Regions from separate parts of the Homo sapiens genome. Here region 1 is linked to region 2. Evidence: read pairs that join two places in POLR2A ChIA-PET (ENCODE). Cell type or tissue: endothelial cell of umbilical vein. All regions are shown on one strand. Links, peaks and the distances in the headings refer to the core of each region. The heading gives the core; the rest is flanking DNA.

Region 1 (5,371 bases), core at 182-5,181, 74 kb after region 2:
CTTTTAACTGGAAATAACGTGGATTACTGCCTTCCAAAAATCCTTTTAGAATACTAAAGACATTAACTTTCCGTTAAAATGTTAAATTACCAGCCTACTTACGAACCTTCAAAAAAACAAAACCACAGACGGACCAAATCTCAAACCCTGGCGCGCTTTTTTCCACCTGCGCATATTCTTTAAAATTCTTAAGCGTGCTTTAAAACATCTTCAAAGTAATTTGCACTTTAATCTTCGGTCGAGAATGCAAATTTTAAAATGCTAATAAAATTTCCAGAGCTCTCAAAATGGCTGAGGCGCTCAGCCTCCATCCACGGAGGGCGAAGACAAAAAGCGCCCCAGGCGCGCAGGGAAACCGCGCAACGCTGTGTCCATTGCAGCGACTTTTCCAGAAAAACAAACAAGGCTTTCCGACAGGTTACCCGCGTAAGCAGCAGCCGGCCGAGCCTCCCTTTCCCGCTAACCTAGCAGCCAGCGCTGCCGCCCTCCAAGATCCTTTCTAATTTAAGTGCAACTCAGCAAGGAGGGAGAGTCAGAGATTCTGGGGACGCTCGAGGAAATCGAACCCCGAAACCCTCTGCTCCCAAGGCGCGGTCGGAGATTTTTGGGACCCCAAAGCGGAGAGAATTCCTTAATTCTCTGCTAGAAGAGCGGGGCTAGAGATCCCTGGGATTCCCTTGGAGTCGAACCCTCCCCTCTAGCCTCACCTCGGAGGGCGGGAGCGAAGATCCTGAAGACTCCTCTAGCGCAATAAACCCTCCCAATTCTGTTGGAACGCGGGCTCTGGGATCGCGGGGAAGCCCAGAGGGGCGAACCCCGGAATTCCCTGCCCTGAGAGCGGGATCAGGGATCTCAGGGACCCGGGAGCAGAGGGAACCCCCGCAACTCCGCCGAAACACAGGGTGAGAGATCGTGGGGAACCCCGAGCCGAGCGAAGCCCGCAACTCTGCCCGGCGGGCGGGATCAGACGCGTCTCCGGCGCTCCCAGACCGGCGATGTAGCGTGGCCGGGAGCCCAGGACCCCAAGCGCCGCCGCTGTCGGCAAGTACCGCCGCATCTCTCCACAACCCAGGACCCGCATGGCAACGGCCATGCTGGGGGGACTTCATTCAAGAAACTCGGGCCCCGCCGGGAGCGGTGGCCCACGCCTGTAATCCCAGCACTTTGGGAGGCCGAGGCGGGTGGATCACCTGAGGTCAGGAGCTCGAGACCGGCCTGACCAATATGGTGAAACCCCCGTCTCTACTAAAAATACAAAAATTAGCCGGGCATGGTGGTGTGCGCCTGTAGTCCCAGCTACTTGGGAGGCTGAGGCAGGAGAATTGCTTGAACCCGGGAAGCGGAGGTTGCAGTGAGCCAAGATCGCGCCACTACACTGCAGCCTGGGCAACCGAGCGAGACTCCATCTAAAAAAAAAAAAAAAAAAAAAAACTAAGGCTGAACCCGGGCTCCCGCACGCCCGCACCCACCTGCGCGGCCATCACGCGCTGCCTCTCGGCGATCAGGTTGCACTTCTTGCACTGGCAGTCGCGCCACATGCAGAAGCGCTTGTGGCCCTTGAGCGGCGAGGCGTAGCCGTGGTTCCTGCAGCGTGCGCACTTGGGCAGCCGCGGGGACTTCTTGCTCCCGGCACCCAGGTCCGACGCCCCGGAGCCGGAGCCGCCTCCTCTGCTGCTGCCCCCGGCGCTCGAGCCGCTGGCCGCCCCCACTAGCGCCCCAGACGCTTTGCCAAAGCCCCCGGCTCTGCCCTGCGGCGGTACCCCGGGGGCGTGAGGGGCTTCCGACGGTGTAGAGGGCTTGCTGAATGCCTCGTCGTTGGGCATGGTGCCCCTAGGAGAAGTGCGAGCACTCTGGCCCCCTCTCTCGCCTGGAGACTGCTGCGAGGGATGAACCCGACGGACAGCGACGCTCCGGAGGAGGAGGCGCAGGAGACGTGTGCGCTGCAGCCGGAGGCGCAGCTGGAGTGGCGAGGTCTGGGCACGCCACGCCCGGAGTGGTGGGGGGTTGTGCCTTTTCTTTTGGCGCGCGCGCGACTCAGAACTTTCGGATACTTTTCAGAACATTCCCGGGACTGCCTGGGAGGGAGCGTGGCCACGCCCACCGCCCCCCGACTCCAGCCACCGCTCTCCAGCTGCTTGCAAACTTGCACCGGCTGCAAGCATCCAGGGCTTTGCTGCAGGGTCCCTGCAAGCGCACCGAGAGATACAGAGCGGCCTGGGAATCGCGTGGCACCCCTCGCCCCGCTCTCGGAGGCGCCAAGACCCGGTTGCCAAAGCACGGTGCACCGAGGAAGCTGGGCTCCCCAGGTCAAGACCAGAGCCGTGCTTGCATGCTTAGAGGAGGTGCAAACCACCCTATGGGGTCTTCTAGCTCCCTTTCCCCCAGAGAGACGCACCAGATTTGATAGAGCCGACCTTGGCAGCAGCCAAGTCAGAAAAAAATTTTTTTTCTCGCTTAAGAGAATTAAATATGAGGTGGAAGGCCTGAGAAATTTATAGGGTAAATCAGAGTTGCCCTATATACGGCAAAGAAGATCCTCAGTGTTGGGGCACAAGCACTTCAAAAATCTCAAAGGTTGGAACTTTCTGTTCTCCGTTTATCCCTTCCTGCACCTGTCTTCATTTGCTCACAACACTTCTACCTCCTTCGCTCCAAATAACTTTACGATCTACTGTTGCAGCCCGTGTTCCCGTTCACTTCAGGTGCATATAGCTTCTTGTCTGTGAGGCTGTTTAAACTTAGACTCTGCAGGCACGGGAAACTCAAACTTAAAAAGAAACATATGTATTAAAAAAAACTGAGGTTGTGGGGGGTGGTTACACAGATGTAGAAATGTATCAAAACTCATTCTACACTTCATATCTTGCATTTTACAGTATGTCATTATACCTCTACACACACACACACACACACACACACACACACACACACACACACCCCTGGCTCGATCATCTTACAGCCTGTCCCAGGGTTCTCATCCTGAACTCCCGCCCCAGCCATGCCTGTGTCCTCTCTGCACCTGCACAACAAATGTATCCCTAAGGCCTGCTGAGCAGTTCTTCCTACACACCCACGTGCCCCCCTAAGGCCAGCCCTTCACCTCAAGTCTGAATCTCTGCGGTAGCTCCCAGCTGCTATCTCCATGTCTTAGTCTTCCGGTATATTCTATACACACAGCAGGGGGCCCCAGCAGTACTTTGCTATTGTTTTCCATGTTAACAAGTTAAAGACCCCGGAGTGGCTCTTAATGCACTTTGAATGCTCCTTATTTTCCACCAGCACTGGTACTCACCTTCAGGATCCTGGGCCGCCTCCAGACCTAGGGGATTATTTCTCCAAAGAGGCATGGTCACCCTGTTCAACTTCTCATCAAAATGGTTGTACTGTGGCCACCTCTTTCAGCAGTTTGGTGTTTTCAGCACTGAGTTCTGAAATCCTCGAATCTGCCTTTGGAGCTCTAATTCTGAGGCCTCTCTCACAGGCCCTTTCCCTCAGTCTGAAATTTCTCCATTAGTATTCTCTGTCTGAAAATTACTTCCAAAAGAAGCTTCTAGCTTTACACAGCACCTCATACCCTACCTGTGAAACCAGTGAAGCTCTACTCCTGACAGGAGCTAGGATGCAACAATCTATTCCATCCTGGAAACTTATAAATGATAACCACTTAAATCTTCCATTAAAACAATCTTCCATTAAAACACGCATGTCAATTGCTGTTATCCAATATTTATGTTCTTTTTCCAGATTTATATTTTATTTATTTAATTTTTAGAGATAGAGTCTTGCTCTGTTGCCTGGGCTAGAGTGCAGTGGCACAGTCATAGCTCACTGTAGCCTCCAGTTTCTGGGCTAAAGGGATCCTCCTGCCTCAGCCTTCCAAGTAGCTGGGACTAGAAGCATGTGCTACCACGCCAAATTTTTTTTTTTTTTTGAAATGGAGTCTCGCACTGTCACCCAGGCTGGAGTGCAGTGGCGCGATCTCAGCTCACTGCAAGCTCCGCCTACCGGGTTCACGCCATTCTCCTGCCTCAGCCTCCCAAGTAGCTGAGACTACAGGCGCCTGCCACCATGCCCGGCTAATTGTTTGTACTTTTAGTAGAGACCGGGTTTCAACATGTTAGCCGGGATGGTCTCGATCTCCTGACCTCGTGATCCACCCGCCTCGGCCTCCCAAAGTCCTGGGACTACAGGCGTGAGCCACCAAGCCTGGCCCCAATTTTTAAAAATTTTGTGGAGACAGGGGCTTACTATGTTACTCAGGCTGGTCTCAAACTCCTGGCCTCAAGTGATTCTCCTCCTTCCACCTCCCACAGCACTGAGATTTATAGGTGTGAGCCACCGTGCCTGACCCATATTTGTATTTTAATATATAAACTGGAGCTGAATCATTCCCAAGGTCCTGTCCAGTTCTAGAGAGTGAAGTAGATGCAGGAGGAAACAGCTGTCAAATCCCAAATTACAGGGGAATATAGGTTCTTTATAAGCATCCTATTACTGGAATCTGTGAAGGAGGAATTTAAGCCCACAGAAAATTCGGGGCTAGGAATCTCTGTGACCAAGGTATTATAACATAAAATGTTGTGATGAAGTTAATAGCCTAGTAAATTTATTCACAAACCACAGAAGAGGTACCAGACAGGAGACCACCAAAAATAGAGACGGGCCCTGCACAGTGGCTCACGCCTATAATCTCAGCACTTTGGGAGGCCGAGGCGGGCAGACCACCTGAGGTCAGGAGTTCGAGACCAGCCTGGTCAACAGGGTGAAACCCCTTCTCTACTAAAAATGCAAAATTAGCCAGGCATGGTGGCACACACCTGTAATCCCAGCTACTCGGGAGGCTGAGGCAGGATAATCACTTGAACCCGGGAGGCGGAGGTTGCAGTGAGTCAACATCGTGCCATTGCACTCCAGCCTGGGCAAAAAAAAAGCAAAACTCCACCTCCAAAAAAAAAAAAAAAGTGGCCAGGCGCGGTGGCTCACACCTGTAATCCCAGCACTTTGGGAGGTGGAGGCAGGTGCATCATGAGGTCAGGGGTTCAAGACCAGCCTGACCAACATGGTGAAACCCTGTCTCTACTAAAAATACAAAAATTAGCCGGGCTTGGTGGCGCGTGCCTGTAATCTCAGCTACTCGGGAGGCTGAAGTAGGAGAATCTCTTAAAACCTGGGAGGCAGAGCTTGCAGTGAGCTGAGATTGCGCCATTGCACTCTAATCTGGGCAAGAGAGGGAGACTCCTTCTCAAGAAAAAAAAAAAGTCTGGGCGCAGTGGCTCATGCCTGTAATCCCAGCACTTTGGGAGGCCGAGGCAGGCAGATCACTTGAGGTCAGGAGTTTGAGACCAGCCTGGCCAACATGATGAAACCCTGT
Region 2 (5,371 bases), core at 290-5,289:
TAATATGGTAAATAAAGCATAACTTGCCCAGCTATTTTAGACTTTCTGGTTCTGAATTTGGAAATCAAAGCATGGTTCTGATTCTCATTCTCTAAGTTCTCTAAAGAGTCAAGTTACTTAGAAAATGAACATATCCTTTTATTTAGCACAGAGTAAATTCTTCTAGATTGGTTTCTCTTCCAAGACACCCTCTACTGCCCTGATTTCCACTTACTGCCTATTGTGTATGTTTCTCACTTTCCTACATCAAAAGAGGATGCTTAACTATAAAGAACTTAAACACGGGATCTGGAAACGCAGCAGCTGTAAAGACCTGCCTCTCACCACAGTGAAAATGCTGGGGGATGTTAAAATTGAAGTCGAGTTACTATGTATTTCAAAGTGCTTTGATTCATTAAACAGTCATTTTTTATTTCAAAGCCATTATATCAGAGTTATTTGCATTGCTACTGCATAAACTCTGAGATCTATTGTATTCAAAAATGTTTTATTATGTTGTTTTCGCCAAAAAGATGAATACGCCTTCAATTTTAAAATGAAAGTCTTTGGGAAAGGAGTTTTCAATGCACAGAAACTCACTTCACAAAAAATACCAGGTCTTGAACCACATTTAAAGTGCCCCTGTATTTCATATTGATCCTCCATAAAATACATTTTTAGCTTCCAAGGGAGAGTCTCTCATCTTACTCCTGTCACTCTAGGAATCCAGAAAGGAAAAAAAACATGATATTAAGAATCAAGCATAGCAAAGTCATTTTATAACTAAATTCTTTAAAGGATACTTATCCAAGCTTCACACAGCAATAAAATTTCCAACAATTACTAACAGCTAAGCCATTAGACACAGCTAATGACCCAATACTGGATAGCCATCCTCTCTCAACCCCAAATCCAGTCTGTGTGACCAGACACCTACCGCTCGCCCTGGCTTCCGGGTAAGAGGGAGCATCCTCAAAAGTGAAGAACTGGGGCACGCTCTGGCCCAGGTAAGAGGGAGGCGGGTAGTAAGAATGCATCCTGTACTGGGAGCTCATTGCATGGCGGTTCTCCATGTTCTTCATCTGCTTAAGAAAAAAGAAGAAATATACTGAGATCAACATTGCATGTCACAACTAGTACAATAATTATCTAGTTCTTTAAAACAAGGTAACAGGCTGGGCACAGTGGCTCATGCCTATGTTCCCGACACCTTGGGAGGCCAGGGCGGGAGGATCGCTTGAGCCCAGGAGTTCAAGACCAGCCAGGGCAACACAGTGAAACCTCTTTTCTACATAAAAATCAAAAAATTGTTTGGGTGTGATAGTGCACGAGTGAGATCTCAGCTACTCAGGAGGCTGAGGTAGGAAGATCACTTGAACCCAGGAGTTTGAGGCTGTAGTGAGCCGTGGCTGCTTGCACTACTGCACTCCAGCCTGGGCAACAGAGAAAGACCCTGTCTCAAAAAAAAAAAGCAAATTAAGGGAATAGCCTATCTAAGTTGGAAGTGGCCTCAGCCATGAATATGCTCTTCCAATGTACTGGGCCTAGAACTATGATGGTGCCCTTTCTATCTTAAGGTCCCCTCTAAAGCACCCCTGAAATTCCTTCTGTTCATTTGGTGCTCGATTAACCAGTACAAAAGAGAACAGGGTGGTGGAGAGGGGACAACACAATCTGCTGTAACACTAACAAATTTGTTTGAACGGGCGCAAGTTATCAGACCTCTTCCCATGTTTCTTCATGTGCAAAACTGGAATTTTATCTTGGTTACCTTACAGTGTTCATATAAGGAGAGTATTTAAAATGACTATAGGCTGGACGCAGTGGCTCACGTCTGTAATCCCAGCACTTTGGGAGGCCAAGATGGGCAGATCACAAGGTCAGGAAATCGAGATCATCCTGGCTAACACAATGAAACCCCATCTCTCCTAAAAATACAAGAAAATTAGCCAGACGTGGTGGCGGGCACCTGTGGTCCCAGCTACTTGGGAGGCTGAGGCAGGAGAATGGCGTGAACCCGGGAGGCAGAGCTTGTACTGAGCCGAGATCGCGCCACTGCACTCCAGCCTGGGCGACAGAGCGAGACTCTGTCTAAAAAATATATATATATTAAAAAAAACAAATAAATAAATACTGTAAAACAACATGCAAACCATGTGTAATGGGAAGCTGTGGACATTAGCACAATGCCATGCTGGATCCTGTTAGTCGGTGTCTGTTCCCTGCAGCAAGAACAGGAGTCTGAGATCTGAATTCTGGAGGTGATTTGGCTTCTGCTAACTGGACACATGGGGCAGAGCAAAACTCGGAAGGCAGTAAGGAGGCACAAGCGCCCCTCCAGTGGCAGCTGCATGTGAGCACAGCAGTCATTCATTTTTTTCCGGCAACCAGACCCTGCCTTTAGGACCATGAGATAGCTTTTATATAAGAAGCAGTTCATTCCCTGTGGCTTCCTGATTCTCATTCAAAGCTAAGAAGATATGACTTGATGGCTTAGAAAGGGCCCCCCCTCCATTTCCACTTTCCTGGCCCTGATGACTCTGATTGTGTAAGACCCACTTCCATGAACATCTAGACCCTGTTAGAGACACCGAGCATTCAACTCATGATCACATCTTCACGGCAACAACAGAGCTGGACTTCAGTTATTTATGACAGTCTTTTAAAACTTAAATTTAGATGGTACTCGCTTTTAAACAAAATTCGATCTAAGGGAATGTTCAAGATAAACCAATTCTGTCCAGAAATATGAGTAATTTCAAAATAATCCAAAATAATTCAAAATCATGTTTTTCAATCAAGTATTTTAAATGGTACTTGAAAAAGAAAATAGCACTAACTTGACAGAGCCTGGTAGTGTAAAATTAGGCACTGGGCTTCCTCAAGATTTTCTATGAACATCTACATTCTGGACAATTCACCAACTAACACTGGCTTAAGTGTACTTTGGGTATTATGGTGCTGTTTGGTAGAAAGAGCTAAGTCCCTGATTTCTGCCTGATGCTTTGAGCAGCTCAAGGAATTTATTTTTGATCTCTACTGCTCTCAAGCTCAAATCTATGTTCTCATGAGTGGATTACTTCTTCTGGAGAAGCAAAGATACCATTACAGGTGATTATTTCCTCTCAAGTGAAGTTTACCTGGGTAAGTCCCCTTTATCCTTTCTAGTTTGTTTTTCTGAAGTATATGAAATGGTGTCTCTTCTAGGCCAATCACTCCGTTTTCACTTTCTACCATTACATTAAATCTTTTTTTTTTTTTTTTTTTTTTTGAGACAGAGTCCCACTCTGTCGCCCAGGCTGGACTGCAGTGGCATGATATTGGCTCATTGCAAGCTCCGCCTCCCAGGTTCACGTCATTCTCCTGCCTCAGCCTCCCGAGTAGCTGGGACTACAGGCGCCCGCCACCATGCCTGGCTAATTTTTTGCATTTTTAGAAGAGACAGGGTTTTACCGTGTTAGCCAGGATGGTCTCGATCTCATGACCTCGTGATCTGCCCGCCTCGGCCTCCCAAAGTGCTGGGATTACAGGCGTGAGCCACCGCGCCTGGCCACATTAAATCTTTACTAAATAGAAGGTTAAAGAAGCTATACTCGGAAAACAGCCAAAAAGGAAAAACTGGCTACCCCTAATAAATAAGACCACACAGCAGAAGAGCCCATTAAGAAGCCACTAAACCATTTAAGAGAAAAGGGACAATCATGGTAGCTGTTTACTACACACACCCAGTTATCAATTAGAGCACTGCAGCATCTTTTGATGATTCCCAGCAGCTCTCAATGCGCATATGAATGGCCAGGGGGTCCTGTTAAAATGCAGGTCCTGATGGTAAGACTGGGCTGGAGATGCTGATATTGCTGGTGCCCAGGGACTAGAATACGTGATCCTTCCTCTCATACTTAGTACCTCTCAGAACCCAAGACCAAAGGAAACCCTTTAAAAAAAATTGTTTGAGACCGAGTCTCACTCTGTTGCCCAGGCTGGAGTGCAATGGCACAATCTCGGCTCACTGCAACCTCTGCTTCCTGGCTTCAAGCGATTCTCCTGCGTCAGCCTCCTGAGTAGCCTACTCTACAGACATGCCCCACCACGTCCGGCTAATTTTTGTATTTTTAGTAGAGACGTTTTCTCCATGTTGCCTAGGCTGGTCTCAAATTCCTGGCCTCAAGTGATCCGCCCGCCTCGGCATCCCAAAGTGCTGAGATTACAAGTGTCAGCCACTGCCCCAGCTTAAAAAAAAAAAAAAATTACCAGTTGCTTACAACCATCCAGTTTCCAGCTGAACTGGAAAAGTGAAACTATGTAAATAGCAATTTTTAATTTTCATTCTTTTTTTATTTTTATACACAAAATTCCCCAGAACTAAAAGATTTTTTTCAGGGGTCTGTTGCCATCTACAACTGCTGCAGCAGTAAAAACTCAAACACACTTTGAATTGAAAAGCCATTTGTGTCTCCATAGACTTCCTTAAGTCAATTACACAGTCTGAGTAGTGAACACTGAATTAGAAGCAAGGTGCCGACATAAGCCGTAATATAAATAATGGAGCCTCCCTGCTCTGGGGGCTGAGTTTGTCACATCTACTTCAGGTTTGACAATATCTTCAAGCCAGTTCTTCAAGGAAAATGCTTTTCAATTTTGCCAGGGTACAAGAAAACAGATAGGATTTGGGCCTAAATGCTCTGCAAAATGCTGGATGTTTTTTTTACTATGAAAGTTTACACAAACCTTCCTTTCAAAATGTTTGAAAAATGTTGATCATGAGTCTATAGCAGGTGTCAGCAAACTTTTTATTGTAAATGTCAAACAGTATATATATTTTAGGCAAGCCATACAGTCTCTAGCAATTTGTAAAATGAATGGGCATGGCTGTGTTCCAATAAAACTTTATTTGTAAACAGTGGCACTGGTTCCTTCTCAAACTTCACTCTCACTGGAGTAAGGTGAGAAGGGAACTCAGTACTGATGCCTGGACTCCACTCAAGAAAATCTGGTTTAACTGCTCTGGGATGTGGCCTGGGCCCTGGATATTTTCAAAGATCCCAGTTAATTCTAATATGACACCGAGATTGAGAACCAGTGCTCTACAATTACCAACATATCGTCCATATACCTTGGAAGTACGAGATCCCAACAATCCCCTATATTAACTAAAACAGGCTAAATCTGACAAATAGACTGGCTAACGCTGCCAATCCCAATGTATGTATTATTTGACAAAAAGATGAAGATGAACAGTAAAATTCTTTTTTTTAACTAACGCTTACTGGAAAATAAACACAATTTCAAATCCATGCGTGTGCTTATTTATTCCCTTAATTCCTTTTCCATGTTTTCCAAAAGCATGAAATAAAAAGAACTATTAGGAAATAGGAATTTAGTTATTTATATT

The links. ChIA-PET counts read pairs that join two places held together with the same protein. Peaks named below come from ENCODE experiments on the same cell type or tissue, not always from the same donor. Only the 100,000 strongest peaks of a DNase experiment are listed, where the experiment ranks them.
Region 1: POLR2A ChIA-PET joins it to region 2 with 11 read pairs; 2 of 35 experiments call an interaction of 5 or more read pairs at or near these places.

Annotation. Positions count from the first base shown.
Region 1 is chr9:838,291-843,661 of GRCh38, reverse strand. It overlaps DMRT1 (doublesex and mab-3 related transcription factor 1), which reads right to left and starts at 1,965. Exons shown (of 5, transcript NM_021951.3): 1 at 1,470-1,965. The coding sequence starts at 1,823. In endothelial cell of umbilical vein, for the core only: no CTCF peak of the experiment used is centred there; no DNase peak of the experiment used is centred there; H3K27me3 peaks cover 2,827 bases.
Region 2 is chr9:912,453-917,823 of GRCh38, reverse strand. DMRT1 (doublesex and mab-3 related transcription factor 1) reads right to left here. Exons shown (of 5, transcript NM_021951.3): 4 at 917-1,061. Among named protein-coding and RNA genes, the nearest start is that of DMRT3, 62 kb to the left of the region's middle. In endothelial cell of umbilical vein, for the core only: no CTCF peak of the experiment used is centred there; no DNase peak of the experiment used is centred there.